Regions from separate parts of the Homo sapiens genome. Here region 1 is linked to region 2. Evidence: chromatin loops called from intact Hi-C (ENCODE). Cell type or tissue: Caco-2. All regions are shown on one strand. Links, peaks and the distances in the headings refer to the core of each region. The heading gives the core; the rest is flanking DNA. Region 1 has its middle 300 kb from the start of LINC02233. Region 2 overlaps LOC107986324 (a long non-coding RNA gene).

The links. A loop is a pair of places that touch in the nucleus more often than their neighbours do. Peaks named below come from ENCODE experiments on the same cell type or tissue, not always from the same donor. Only the 100,000 strongest peaks of a DNase experiment are listed, where the experiment ranks them.
Region 1: it touches region 2 in a loop (9-fold over the local background); 1 of 110 quality-filtered maps calls a loop at or near these places.

What each region holds. Positions count from the first base shown.
Region 1 is chr4:160,074,024-160,078,425 of GRCh38, reverse strand. No RefSeq gene overlaps it. Among named protein-coding and RNA genes, the nearest start is that of LINC02233, 300 kb to the right of the region's middle. In Caco-2, for the core only: no CTCF peak of the experiment used is centred there; a DNase peak (open chromatin) is centred at 2,415.
Region 2 is chr4:159,974,564-159,978,965 of GRCh38, reverse strand. All of the region lies in intron 2 of LOC107986324 (a long non-coding RNA gene), which reads right to left. Among named protein-coding and RNA genes, the nearest start is that of LINC02233, 200 kb to the right of the region's middle. RefSeq lists an enhancer at 1,416-2,198. In Caco-2, for the core only: no CTCF peak of the experiment used is centred there; a DNase peak (open chromatin) is centred at 1,755.

The DNA.
Region 1 (4,402 bases), core at 160-4,159, 99 kb before region 2:
ATAGTACCATTATAAGATAATAAAAAATTGTTTGTTTAAATTTTAGGTAAACAACATGATGTTTTGGTGTATACGCACAGTGAAATAATTACTGGAGGTAAACAATGTAACATGTATATTATCTCAAATACTTACCTCTTGAAAAATTTTCAACATACAATACAATATAATACAATATTATTAACAACAGACATCATGCTGTACTTTAGTTCTCTACATTCGTTCATTCTACATTACTGCTACTTTGTACCCTTTGACCTATATCTTCCCATTCCCACTCCCACCCCACCCCCACCATTCTGTTCTCTGTTTCGATCTACTCAACGTTTTTTTGTTGTTGTTTTGCAGTATGGTTTTTTTCCCCCCATATTTGGCTTATTTCACTTAACATAATGTCCTCCAGATTCTTTTTTTTTTTTTTTTTTTTTTTAGAGGGAGTTTGGCTCTGTTGCTCAGGCTGGAGTGCAGTAGCATGATCTCATGATCTCGGCTCACTACAACCTCTGCCTCCCAGGTTCAAGCGATCCTCCTGCCTCAGCCTCCTGAGTAGCTGGGATTACAGGCACCCGCCACCACGTCCAGCTAATGTTTTTGTGTATTTTTAGTAGAAACAGGGTTTTGCCATGGTGGCCAGGCTGGTCTCGAACTCCTGACCTCAGGTGATCTGACTGCTGCAATTACAGGCATGAGCCCACCTTGCCTGGCCATCCTCCAGTTTCATCCATGTTGTTGCAAATGAAAGAATCACCTTTTTAGCAAACTGAATAATAATTCTAATTATATATATAATTGATATATTTTAGAGGCTGTGTTTATAATTTTATTTTTTGTAAAGCAAGTCGATTTTCTAAGGATATCATAGGCACTGTAAAAATCTGTTTTTTCCTTTTCTCTTCTCAGCCTTTATCCACAGAAACTTAAAAACCAAAAATGGTCTTGATTCCGCACAACATGCATCTTGAAATGAGAACTCATATATATTTCTTCCCTTTTGGATGGGAGATTAAGCATATAATGATTATTGCCTTTCTTTCAACCCTCATTCTTTTCAGGTTTTTTCCCTTCAATTAAAATAGACATCTCTTGAGTTCTCCTTATGCCTCTCAATAAACTAACATTTCATCAGAATACAAAAAACGAATATCTGAATACCTTTCTCTACTGTAAAATAATGATTGGTCATCAGAATTGGGTAAATTCAGGTCTCTCTTAAAACACAAATCAATATACAATGCTGCGTTTTGGTTTTTGGTGCAGATTTCTACATTTATGTTTGGAATATCTACTAGGAAACCACATAAGAAATCAGGAGAGATCATGAGAAATGAGTGCTGGGATACAACACACAGACTCTAAAACAGTTCATAATAGGTCTAAGAGGCAGTAGGGAAATGGTAATAAAAGAAATGAGAGAAATTATTTCTGTTGTAATCATATCCCTATCTTATTATAATAGTATTTTTTCTGCCTTCTTGAGATGTTGCTGATTCTCAAATCTTCAGCCACTAGAGAGCAAAAGCAATCAACAGTAAATCGACAAATAAGTCAGTAAGTTCAAACTCCTAAATCAATTAGTAAGATTAAACTCTTGAAACATATTTCAACTTTGCAAAGGAGATAGTGACATAGCCCATGTCACTGTGGCCCGTATAAAGTGAAAAACTGAATTTTTCTTTATTTGTTCTGAAAATATCCACGTTTATAATGACTGCAGAATCCTTAACAGAATATGTAACCATTACATTTAAGTGTCTCTGTAGACTTACTAAATTTTAAAAACTAGACGGGACTTGAAAAATCATTTCATGATTAATTCATCTTCATTTTATAGAGGACAGGGTTACACATTTGAATTTATATTTCCATTTTTCTGAGTATAAAATTAAAGAAAATAGACACTTTTACCGAGTGGTATCTTAATTCAAATGACGCTCTTTTGGCATCAAAGGCAGTGCTAGACATCCATTTATTCATCTTTAAAAGTTACAACTATTGAACCTTAAGAAACACTTTGAATAAGAAAGACACTAAAGCAAATAAGCAAGTAATGCTTGTTTCTCTTCTCTTATAATGGGAAACAGAGGCAAGGTAAGAAAAAGGCATTTACTGATGACAGAGTCTAAACCAGCAGTAAATAAATAAGCTTTCTATATTTTTTATATAACTATATAGGAGATTGGTCAGGGTGGTGGGAAGAGTTATAAGAAAAAGTTACAGGGAAAGATGCAAACCTTCCTGGAAGGCCGGGAGGTTTTGCAAAAGCTTCAAGAGAGAACTATGGCTGAAGACAGCTGATTCTCTTATCTGGAGTCTGAGGGCAAAGGTTAGATAACAAGAGAATGTAAAGTAACTTATCTAGATACCTTTGTTGACTCCTTTATCCAGAAACCAACCTTTGATCATTCGTGCTCAGGTGCTCAGGACTGCTCTCTACCCGGGGAGTCAACAATGTTAATTACCCACAAACTGTGTTTGCTCCAAGCCTCTGTGTGTGTGTGTGTGTGTGTGTGTGTGTGTGTGTGTGTACCACAATTTCTTTATCCACTTGTTGATTGATGGGCATTTGGGCTGTTTCCATATTTTTGCAATTGCAAATTGTGCTGCTATAAATATGCATGTGCAAGTATCTTTTTTTGTATAAATCTCATGACTTCTGGCCAAGCGTGGTGGCTCACACCTGTAATTTCAGCACTTTGGGAGGCTGAGGCAGGCTGATCACATAAGGTCAGGAGTTCAAGAACAGCCTGACCAACATGGAGAAACCCCATCTCTACTGAAAATACAAAATTAGCCGGGTGTGGTGGCACATGCCTGTAATCTCAGCTACTCAGGAGGCTGAGGCAGGAGAATCACTTGAACCCAGGAGGCAGAAGTTGTGGTGAGCCAAGATTGCGCCTTTGCACTCCAGCCCGGGCAACAAGAGTGAAACTCGTATCTCAAAAAAAAAAAAAGAAAAGACAATCTCATCTCGTGACTTATTTTCCTCTGGGTAGAAACCCAGTAGTGGGATTGCTTGATCAAATGGTGGTTCTACTTTTAGTTCTTTAAGGAGTCTGCACACTGTTTTCCACAGTGGTTACACTAGTTTGCATTCCCACCAGCAGTGTAGAAGTGTTCCCTTTTCACCACAGGCACATCAACACCTATTATTTTTTGATTTCTTGATTATGGCCATTCTTGCAGGAGCAAGGTGGTATCACATTGTGGTTTTGATTTGCATTTCTCTGATCATTAGTGATGTTGAGCGTGTCTGTTTTATATCTTCAATTTGTTTCTCCTTACCTTAGTGGTAGTGTATATAATCAAAAATACTGCCATGAAATCTCAGAAAAAAGTACATTCTCTAGTGTTAAGAGGGAAAATTTTAGTCATCATAGCACAAATCGCTGAAAGTAGTTTTTCAATCTTTGAGAAAATATTGATATGCATCACAAAAATGTGGATTCTCCTAAGGATTTAAACTGCAGCAATCAATATTGGCCTTGTATATTTATGTTGTGTTAATGATCCTTCAAAATGAACAATATTTTCATTTCATAGAAAAGATCTCTTGTTTTTATAATCTATCCAAAATTTGAGTATAATATACATTATGGTATAATTTTGGTGAGACTATGTATTATATACATAGATACAATTTTGGTGAAACTATTAGGAATAATTGACAGAGCTTTTCTCATGGATATTCTAGGACTAGCATTCAACGATAAATGTGATGTGAACCCAGTGCTCAAATCTTGATTTCTGATACTATTGTCCAGTAAAAGGACCGGTGCTCCTTAGAGACATGGCTAATTCAAGGACTGGGAGAGGAAATATACAATATGAGTCTTGAGCATCTCATAGCACCAGAAAGTAAAGCAGTCCTCAAAACTAAGAGCATGGAGGTATATCAAAGTGGCACAGGAGCCAACTGAAAGAGCTTCCAGTAGTCAAAGATAGAACAATGTGAGCAATAAAATAATGTATTGCTATATTGTAGCCTATAGTATATTTTTAATTATAAAGATACATAATAAACATCCATACTAATATAAATAAAAATTTGAATACATGGAAGAAAAGAGAAAAATCTCATGGTTACAAAAACTCCAGCTTATGTGTATATCCCCTTTCAAGGAGGTGGGGCATAACCCCGCGCTCCTTAAATGTGGGTCACACGGTGACTTGCTTCCAAACAGTAGAGTATGGAAAGGGGGTAATAACTTTACAATGAAGAAACACGGCAAACATTACCACCACCATGTGTCAAAGTTAATATCAACAGTAGTAATGCATATTGATAGAATGTAATCTCAAGATAACGTGATGCAAATCCTACTTTACTTCTGTGGTTTTCTTTCCAAAACCATATAACCTCAGTCTAACCAAGAGACTAACATCAGACAAAACCAATTTGAGG
Region 2 (4,402 bases), core at 135-4,134:
AATCTCGCCGTCATCAGCCTTCACTGAGTCTCCTAAGACACTCTCAACTACTGCTCTCCTACTGGTCCCAAAACAATGCCACGTTATAGTTTTTGTTATGGTAACACTTCAACTTCTGGTGCTAATTTCTATTCAGATTAGCTTTTGTTGCATAATAAACCAGCTCAAGACTTGGTGTCATAAAGCAATTTATTATTACTCCTGGTTCTGTATATTGACTCCAGTTGGTTGAGTGGTTCTAGCTTGGAATTTATTATGCAGTTGTGGTTAAATGCTTGCTGGGGCTACAGTCATCTGAAATCTGACTGGGCTGAATGTTAAAGATTGCTTATTCCCATAATGGAAATTAATGCTATCTATGAGATGGAAACTCATTGAGGCCTGTGTTATGGATTGAATGTTTGTGTCCCCCAAAGTATATGTATGGAAGCCCTAACCACCAACATGATGGTATTTGGAGATGGATGCTTTGGGAGATCATTATACTTAGATGATTTCATGAGGGTAGGGCCCTGGGTAGTATGGGATCATTACCCCCAGAAGTGACACCTGAGTGCTTTCTTTCTTTCTCTTTCTGTTATAAATAAAGTTTCAGTGCTGCAAGTCTCAGCAAGGCAAGGTACTTCTATAGAAGTGTGTGCCCTTACAGATGAAGCAATGGTGAGCGCACACTTGGACAAGGGAGGGAAAGAGGTTCTTACCCTGACGCATGTGGGCCCTGCTGCTGTGTCGTTCCCCTATTGGCTAGCGTTAGACCACACAGGCTAAACTAATTCCGACTGGCTAATTTAAAGAGAGTGACGGGGTGAGTGGTTTGGCGGGAAAAATGCTTATGCAGGGTGGAGAATGAGTCAGGGTGGAGCACATAGCAGATAATCGGAATGAGTTAGGGTGCAGAAGGTAACAGGAATGAGTCAGGGTGGAGTAGATGATTGAAATGAGTCAGGGTGGAGCAGGTAATCAAAAAAGGTTGCTTTATGAGGAAGTTTAAAAGTAGAAGGCGAAGAATTGAACATACTGACATATTGATTCTTTGAAAAGAAATTTAGAACTCATATCTAACACTCTCCCTCTCTTTTTCCTCTCTCTCTCTTTCCTCTCCCTCTCTCTTCTCTCTCTCTCTCTCTCCTTTCTCTCTTTCCTCTCTCTCTCTTTCCTCTCTTTCTCTCTCTTTCCTCTCTCTCTCTTTCCTCTCTTTCTCTCTCTTTCCTCTCTCTCTCTTTCCTCTCTTTCTCTCTCTTTCCTCTCTCTCTCTCTCCCTGCAAGGTGAAGACACAGTGAGAGGTGGCCTTTGCAAGCCAGGAAGAGAGCTTTCAACAGAACCCAACCATACAGGCACCTTGATCTCAGATTTCCAGCCTCCAGAACTATGAGAAAATAAATTTATTTTATTTAAGCCAACTAGTCTATGGTATTTTGTTATGCAATCCTGAGCAGACTAATAACAGGCTGTCACCTAGAGCACCTGTACATGGACTATCCGTGTAATTTGGACTTCTCACACCATGATATCTTGTGGGGAAAAGAAAGAGAGATCAGACTGTTACTGTGTCTATGTAGAAAGAAGTAGACATAAGAGACTCCATTTTGTTCTGTACTAAGAAAAATTCTGCCTTGAGATGCTGTTAATCTGTAACCCTACCCCCAACCCTGTGCTCGCAGAGACTTGTGCTGTGTTGACTCAAGGTTTAATGGATTTAGGGCCATGCAGGATGTGCTTTGTTAAACAAATGCTTGAAGGCAGTATGCTTGTTAAAAGTCATCACCACTCTCTAATCTCAAGTACCCAGGGACACAATACACTGCGGAAGGCCACAGGGACTTCTGCCTAGGAAAGCCAGGTATTGTCCAAGGCTTCCCCCCTGTGATAGTCTGAGATATGGCCTCGTGGGAAGGGAAAGACCTGACGGTCCCCCAGCCTGACACCCTTAAAGGGTCTGTGCAGAGGAGGATTAGTAAAAGAGGAAGGCCTCTTTGCAGTTGAGATAAGAGGAAGGCATCTGTCTCTTGCTCATCCCTGGGCAATGGAATGTCTCGGTGTAAAACCCAATTGTATGTTCCATCTACTAAGATAGGAGAAAACCGCCTTAAGGCTGGAGGTGAGACAGGCTGGCGGCAATACTGCTCTTTAATGCACCAGAGATGTTTATGTGTGTACACATCAAAGCACAGCACCTTTTCTAACCTTGTTTTTGACACAGAGACATTTGTTCACATGTTTTCCTGCTGACCCTCTCCCCACTATTACCCTATTGTCCTGCCACATCCCCCTCTCTGAGATGGTAGAGATAATGATCAATAAATATTGAGGGAACTCATAGACCGGTGCCTGCATGGGTCTTCCATATGCTGAGCGTGGGTCCCCTGGGCCCACTTTTCTTTCTCTATACTTTGTCTCTGTGTCTCTTTCTTTTCTCAGTCTCTCGTCTGACCTGACGAGAAACACCCACAGGTGTGGAGGGGCAGGCCACCCCTTCAATATCTGGGCTTCCAGAGGGAGCAACTCAAAAGCAAAAATTCCAAGAGGATCAGGGAGAAACTATAATAAGGTTTCTTATGACTTAGTGTCAGAAGTCCCATCCCAGATTCATGAGAGGAAGTGAAAATTAGGCCTCCTACAGATTTAAGAAGCAGAATGTACTTAGAGAGAAGAAATTGTTGGCAGCCATCTTGAAAATGAGCTACCACACTTGGCATCTGTGATGTGGGAATCCATTTTTATTCATTCTCTGGTCTTGGGTGACCTAATTCAGATAAATCTGAGTAACTCCATGATCAGGTATAGGACATAATGCAATGTGTTCTTATGAGATCGGGCAATGGCGAGTTTTGATTAAGGATAAAGAATCAGGTTTAACTGATTTTTCTTCTAAATAGTATATCGAAGAACATTTTTAAAACATGCGTCATATTCACTATTTAGCTTAAGTTTTAGGGTGTTTAGTGCTGTAATATTATCAACAGACTCTATTTCCCATTTTGGTTTAAATACTGTCAGGGGAATCAGAAGTTGTCTCAGTGTCCCATTATTCCATAATGTTTGCTTTTATTTTAGGAAAGTTATCTCTAAATACTAATTTTAATAACAAGGGCTAAAAAAAAACTCTACTTTTAAAAGAAAATGTTTCATTTTACCATTTTATTATTATTCTAAAATGTTATTAATATTCAATAATAATTTTCAAGAAAAGGATTGAGCAGCAGGTCTACAATCCTTTTTGTTTTTCCTGGTGATTGGTGACATTGTAGTAGGAGGACACACCCACAAAGTAATTTTTACTTGCTCGAGGAAAGGTTCTTACCTGTGAATGCTCAGTTCTCTAGAATTCTTTATAGTAAACAAATCTAGCATGTATGGATAATGGTTTCCTGGAAAATATTTTATGTGCAAAGTAACTATCTGTATATAAAATGGAAATGTTTCATGACAGAAGAGGCTCTCTTCTGTGTAAATATTGTATCCCATGTGTATTACTTAGAGACATCACATGCTAAGCTAAGGAGAGAAAGGGACTAGAAATCTGCATTGACAGGATATCTCCCTTCTTTATCTGTACCTCGGGATTACTTGTATCCTTGCAATTGTCAGTAAATTTACTATTGGGTAATATCTTTGATTTCTGTCGAGTACAGCTTGACAATCTGATCCTTTGCATTACCTCAATTATAACATGAACTACCACTTATTGACTGACAGTAGTTCAGTTCAATCTGTTAAAGAATGGTGAAAATATTACTTAATATTTAACAAAAGACAAAGCTCAATTAGTTACTTAGCATATTGAGACAGAGCTAGACCCCTCAGGCACAATGTTCTTTGAGCAGAGAAGACTGCTGATCTTATTCAGGGTTTTGGGAAACACAAAGTGCACTAATGTTTAAAATTCCTAAGGCTTAAGTGGGCTTTTACCCTATATGGAAGCATGGTTGTCGGATTGAGATACTTGTTAATTGGCTGCCATGTTTATTGAAGGAAGTATGTTTCTGATTGCCTGGCTTTCCAAAGCATGGACTATCAATGATTTGTTGACTTTCAGAAGCATATTCACTGAGAAGAATTGGTAGTGATTAACTAAATGCATTTAAACTGTTTCTGGCAGTTATTTGTTACCATGGCTCCAGAAGAGCCTGTCTTTCCCTTGGAGTGTGGGGTCAGTTTTAATTCTCCACTCAAAAAAGAGGGAAGGAAGGAAGTAATCCTACATTTGGGGTTCTGTACCTTGGACGTACGCATTTGCAGGTATCTTTCTGAAACCTATACATTCACCCACGAATGCTATAGCAGGGGTTCAGTGATGTACCTCAAGCCATTCCTAGATGTACCTCCAAATATTAAATATACACATATATTTATTGTATATTTTTATACAAGTAAGATAGCCAACTACCATAGCAATGCCCC